Linked DNA regions of Homo sapiens: region 1 is linked to region 2. Evidence: chromatin loops called from intact Hi-C (ENCODE). Cell type or tissue: heart left ventricle. All regions are shown on one strand. Links, peaks and the distances in the headings refer to the core of each region. The heading gives the core; the rest is flanking DNA. Region 1 has its middle 22 kb from the start of GRAMD1B. Region 2 holds the start of LOC124900305 (U8 small nucleolar RNA).

Evidence for each region. A loop is a pair of places that touch in the nucleus more often than their neighbours do. Peaks named below come from ENCODE experiments on the same cell type or tissue, not always from the same donor. Only the 100,000 strongest peaks of a DNase experiment are listed, where the experiment ranks them.
Region 1: it touches region 2 in a loop (8-fold over the local background); 40 of 110 quality-filtered maps call a loop at or near these places.

The regions. Positions count from the first base shown.
Region 1 is chr11:123,406,445-123,409,358 of GRCh38, reverse strand. It overlaps a transcript of GRAMD1B not described here. Among named protein-coding and RNA genes, the nearest start is that of GRAMD1B, 22 kb to the left of the region's middle. RefSeq lists an enhancer at 970-1,878. In heart left ventricle, for the core only: a CTCF peak has its summit at 1,803 (motif pointing left); a DNase peak (open chromatin) is centred at 1,815; H3K4me3 peaks cover 926 bases; H3K27ac peaks cover 1,807 bases.
Region 2 is chr11:123,300,169-123,303,082 of GRCh38, reverse strand. It overlaps LOC124900305 (U8 small nucleolar RNA), which reads right to left and starts at 1,693; the gene lies at 1,560-1,693. RefSeq lists a silencer at 1,027-1,386. In heart left ventricle, for the core only: CTCF peaks have their summits at 1,078 and 1,287 (motif pointing left); DNase peaks (open chromatin) are centred at 748 and 1,282; H3K4me3 peaks cover 969 bases; H3K27ac peaks cover 291 bases; H3K27me3 peaks cover 951 bases.

The sequences.
Region 1 (2,914 bases), core at 260-2,759, 110 kb before region 2:
GAGATTAAAACACTGCTACACATATAACACTCAATAAGGGAAGTGGGATAGGTGGGATGCTACTTTGTAGATGAGAAAAGAGGACCAGAGAAATTATACAATTTGCATGAGTCGCATAGTAAGAGGCAAAGGCAGGATTTCCAGCCAGGTGTGCTCCTTCCAAATTACCATAATTATCAAAAGCACTGGCACAGCAGTTATGTGATAAAACAAAGAACTGCGTTGAGAATCTAAGTCTCCTTAATTCCAGGTCAAAGTCTTTTTACTACCTAAAAAAACAAACTATGTAATCATATTTCTTTTCCTATTGTTCTTGGTAAAGATTAATCAGCGTTGTCTCTGGGTAAATAATAATAACATAAAAAAGAGGGCAAGTGTAATACAACAGCTCAATTCTTGTCCTATGGCATCTAGTCTTCTGAAACAATAGATATTGTACTTTATCTGGAGGGTAGAAGCAGCATTCTGCTTTCAGCTTCAGAGGTCTAGCTTAGAAAAACACAAAAATGTAAATATTGACAGGCTGGGTCAGCATCAGCGTTAGGAGGCAGAGTTATCCTGCATGAATTCATGCTTAGCGCAATTTAGAGATAATTCAAATTGTCCTACCAGAGTCCCAGTACATCCTAGTGAATTCCACTTATGTCTGAATGCTCACTACCCATGAGTGCCTAAGCACATAGGTAGTCTTGCCAAACTTCTTCAGTCTTTCCTATGGACAACACCCTCTGGCTCAAGGGCTGTGGAGGAAAGGGAGGGAGTCTCAGAATTTATCTTCATTCAATTCTGCTGTTTTCTTAGAAAACAGTGAGCTGTAACATGCCATCCATTTACACATCAACTCATCCAAGTTACTGTGAAAAATAAAATAGAATTCTGATCCTTTGGTTGGGCAATTAGTGACTTCTGCGTTCCAGTACTCGTTTTAACATAACCTAGATCCTGTGTCTACACAAAGTAAGAACAATGCAGGGTGAGGGGGGTTATCAGCCATGCAAACAAATAGCTGTAAAAACATAACGAAGGGCCAGAAAAATCCCAACTGGTTTTCTCCACCAGTGTAATGCCATGTTAGAATTCCTTTCCATTTCACTTCATTTTCTATTGTGTGACAGTCGTAGAGTCCTGACCTTTTCTGAGAGTGGCTGAGAAAGCGTTAAGTCCACAAAAGCTGATTATTCCGTCAAGTTTACACAGTGGGACAGTGACTCCTGGCTTAGGATTTACCATTAGGCTACACAGTCAGCCCCACACTGGTGTTCTAAAGTTTAGCTACAATGCTAAAGGCTCCAAAAGGCCACTTTCCTAATCCCATTCACAGACATCTACATTATCTCGTTTGAAAGTGTCAAGATGATGATCCTAACCCCCAGAGGCTTCACCTCATCATAACAAAAAACCTCATCACTTTAGATTCAGGACCCTGTGGAGTTCCCTTAGTGGGCAATGAGCCATTTGCCTATTGTCTATGGAAAAGCCTAGACTGTGAGCCCCTGGGGAGCTGAGGCTTTGCTTTTTTGAAGGTTGTATTTGCAGAGCTTAGTTTACAGGCAGTACACAAGCAGCATTCAGTGGTTACCTGTTAATCAATGAATGCACCTGCACGTTTAATTTGGGGAGATGACAGAGATAAGCCTAAGCCTGTCAATTTGATTTTCTTCAGCATTCTGGGACTCTGATTTGGCCCCTCATGCTCTGAAAAGGTCATGAAACTAACCCCGTGTAAAACTGCCAAGCTATAACCCAGACAGAAATGGCAGATCACCTGGTGGTGTGACCAACAGGTTCCTAATGCCCTCTGGTGGCCAGGATGATTCCAGATGTCCAAGTCCCCACAGCTTTCCTAAGGCTTTCAATTTAAGCACCCTGGAAGCCAAGAGCCTGCAGGTTTCACCTGATCCAAACAAGAGAGTCCTGGGTCTGTGGGCCAGAAACATGCCAGCCCCTTCCCAAAGTTCCCTGAGGAAGTTTCTCATCCGTTTCCTGAGAGCAGACGGATATGTCAAGAAGCCAAAACGGAAGCTTTTAATGTGAACTGCCTTTCAGTGAATGGTCTGTGGTTTCGAGAGTTCCCCGGGAAAAAAAAAAAATTCAAAGGAAGTAATAATTTCCAGTCTGGAATGTTCAGCTTTCCATTTGTTTGGGATTTTCAGATCAGCTCACCTTTCTGAGTGTTATAGACCTGTAGAAGCCTTCAAATTTTGTATTGCTAGCATTCCATGATTACATTCCCATTTTATGGAAAGACAAACTGAAGATACAAAGCAATTATTGAAAAAACAATAACCATTCTCTCAAGCCTACAGAAGGCTTTCATTTTTGTTTCATTTTAAACATGTGGTAAGTGAAAAAGAAACCTAAACTGCCACAGGGAGTTTTAGGGTAAATACCACAGGTGCAGGGATCTGCATGTTTTATTCCACTGTTGACTTCCCAGCACCTGAAACAGTGTCTGGCACATTGATATATATTTGGTGCATGAACGAATGAATGAACTGAGCCTGAAGATAAAGAGGTGTTTCTGATGACAATTATTGTATATTGGTACTAGTTAGTCCTTGTTTGGAGAAAATGTCATCTCCTCCCTTGAGAGCCCTTAAAAGAGAGTTGAATTCTCATTTATCTTAAAAAATATAAAATGTGAGGGCTGGAAGTCTTCATTGTCATTCATTTACTTCATAAATGAGTAAAATGAAGCTCAGAGAAGTTAAACAATAACACTCCATAGATCACAGAGCTATGTAGTGGCAGAGCCCAGAGTGAATCCAATTCTTCACCCCTAACAATTTCTTTAAAAAACAACAATGGGCCCGGCAGAGTGGCTCACACCTGTAATCCCAGCACTGTGGGAGGCCAAGGCAGGTGGATCACAAGGTCAGGAGTTCGAGACCAGCCTGGACAATATGGTGAAACC
Region 2 (2,914 bases), core at 132-2,631:
ACCCCCACATCTTGTCATCTCGTCACTCCCTAATTGCTGCCACCTCCAGGCTCTGTGTTAAGCAGACATTTCTGAAGGGACGGGCAACAGACAGAAGTAACATCATTCTGCTGCTCAGTAAACGACTTCAGACTGAATATTACGCATTCCAGTTTTTAAATTCCCCTTGAGTCATTTCTGCCACCAGAGGGGTTTTACTGACTTCCTTTCTGATTGGCTTAGTCACTAACTCCTCGCAATGCCTCTGGCCCTTTCCCCCCAACCTCTCTTCCATTCCTTGCTAGTCAGATTGCCCCATCCCCTAAAATTCCTATATCTTTTTAGGCAGAGAGATTTAACTACCTCTTATCCGTTGCCAGCCATGCCCTAAGGCTTAAGGGACATCTTTTCACAATTCAGCAAGGCGTTTTGCTAAACCTGTGCGGTTTAATACTTTAAATTTAATGAAAATTAAATACAATTTAAAATTCAATTCTCTGATCACCCTTGCCATATTTCACGTGCTCAATGGTCACCTATGGCTAGGGACCACTGTGCTGGATAGTGTAGACAGCAGAGTTCTACTGGACAGCTAAACCCAAATTCATTTCTTCCCTAAGGGACTGTCACTGGCTATTCACTGACACTTTTTCCTGCCTAATTCCTTAATGTGGATTGAGCCCTTACGCTGTGTAAGGCACTTTTCCCGCGTTGTCGCCCGGCAGCCGCCTAACAGTTCTCTAAAGCGGGCAGCGCTCTCCGCCTGGCTCAGGGGAGGAGCCCGAAGTCCGCAGCCGGAGCCGCGGTGGTGTCCCCTCCACCAAGCCAGAAGCCCGGGCCGTGACAGTGTATCACACAAGGCAAGTAGCAAGGAGGGAATGGCTTCGTCAACCACGTGTCATGTGATCGTTCCATTAAACTTGAGGAGGGGTTTTCTTAGTCGCAACGGTTCAGTCCCCAAAGTAAGGTCACTGTAAAGGAAGCTCAAAGACTTTTTTTCCAGAGGATGGAATGCACGCTTTGCTGGGATGGATGCCGCCGCTTCCGGCGGCTGGTAAGGCCCAAAGGCGTGTGGAGGGAGAGGGCTCCTTTGAGGGCAACCAGCAGTAAAAGGAGGCAGGCGGCGAAAGTGCTCCGAATTCCTCCCACGCCGCTCCTGCTCTCCGCTCTGCAGCGCAGCCAGCCAGGCCGCCGCCGCCCCTGCTGCCTGGGAGAGCCGGCGCTTGGGCAGGTGGGGACGCCCCTGACCCGCTTCCCTCGGCGCCCGGGGGGCGGCCGGGTTGGGCGACCGCGCCACCTGCTGGCCTCTTCCCGTGCTGCCGCCTGCCCCTGGGCGCCTCCGTCCCTGCCCGCTGCGCCACAGCACACCGGGAAGTCGTTAGATGCAGGTTCTTGGGCCTCACCCCAGGCTTCCTGAACCAAAAACTCTCTAGGTGGGTCTTGGCAGTCGAGTCTGAACAAGACCCTCGGGTGATCCTGATGCACGCTAAAGCTTGGACATCAATGATGTGGAAATCACCCAACTCCACCATTTATTCATTAAGTCAAGTTTTTCTTTTGTTTTGTTTTGTTCAGAAAGAATCAGATAGGAGCAATCAGGGTGTTGCAAGTCCTGATTACACAGAGACATTAGTCACATTTCATGCATCTCCAGTCATCATGTTCTATCTGCCCTCCAAACGGAGGAACAGGGAAGGGTTATCCCACCTGACAGTTCATTAAGTCAAGTATTAATGAGCATCTTCCAAACAATATGGAAATAAAGGAAGCAAAACAGACATGATCCCTCCCCCCTCCCTCCCCAACACACACATAGTTAGAATGTAGAATGGCTTACGTTATCGTCACATTTCTGTGCAATAGGAAAGGGAAGCATTACAATTACCCTTATTTTACAGACAGGAAGCTAGCCTGGAATCACACATGTGGTAAACAACTAGGTCAAGTTCAAAGCTTAGGGATTTTTGTTTGTTTGTTTTTAAGACTGACAGGAGCACCAATCTCAGGTCATCTGCATGTCAAATCAATCAATCAATGTCAAACCAGGTTAATCTTCATGTCAAAGGCTGAACTTATTTACCAAACTACACACCACCAACTTTTCTAGATTGACTTGTGGTTTTAGAGTGAAGAAGAAGGGAGAGGAGAAATCTCTCCAAATCAAGACAACTCCCTCTCCCTCATATCAGACTGAAACTTCTTATACTGCCTTAAAATTGCTGGCATCATTCCTGAAAGCTAGCATTTAGGCTTCCTTTCCAATTATTATCCTACTGTAACAGTTGCCTAGCTGTTCCCTCTCCATCCTTTTCAATGACGATATAGGACATTATGGTGCAGGCTGTGATGGGGCAGGCAGGGAAGTGTTAAACATACGGTGTGGGTGCTGCTCGAGCGGCACAGATTTAGGGACTCTCAGGAAGGTAGGAATTTAACTCGAACTGCCTACTTGGGTATTAAGAGGGGAAGACAATGGATCCAAATAGAAGCAGGAAAATGCTGAAGAGGAGAGATAGGAACAGAAGACAGACTTGGTCTCCTCTTTCATAATTTAGCAGCTTTGAGCACCAGATAGGCTGTTTATTAACAGCACCCAGTGGGAGCACCTGTATGTGCAGGGCATTGGGTCAGGTCCCTGCCTTCAAGGGACATGCTACTTTGCAGGTATGTAGAGATGAATGGCTTAAACATACGTGGTATTTCTGTGTTTAAAATTCCCTTGGCCATAAATATATATATATATTTTTAGACAGAGTCTTACTCCGTCACCCAGGCTGGAATTCAGTGGTGCAGTCTTGGCTGACTGCAACCTCTGCTTCCCAAGATCAAGCAGTTCTTGTGCCTCAGTCTCCCAAGTAGCTGGGATTAGAGGCACATACAACCACACACAGTGAATTTTTGTATTTTTAGTGGACAGGGTTTCACCACGTTGGCC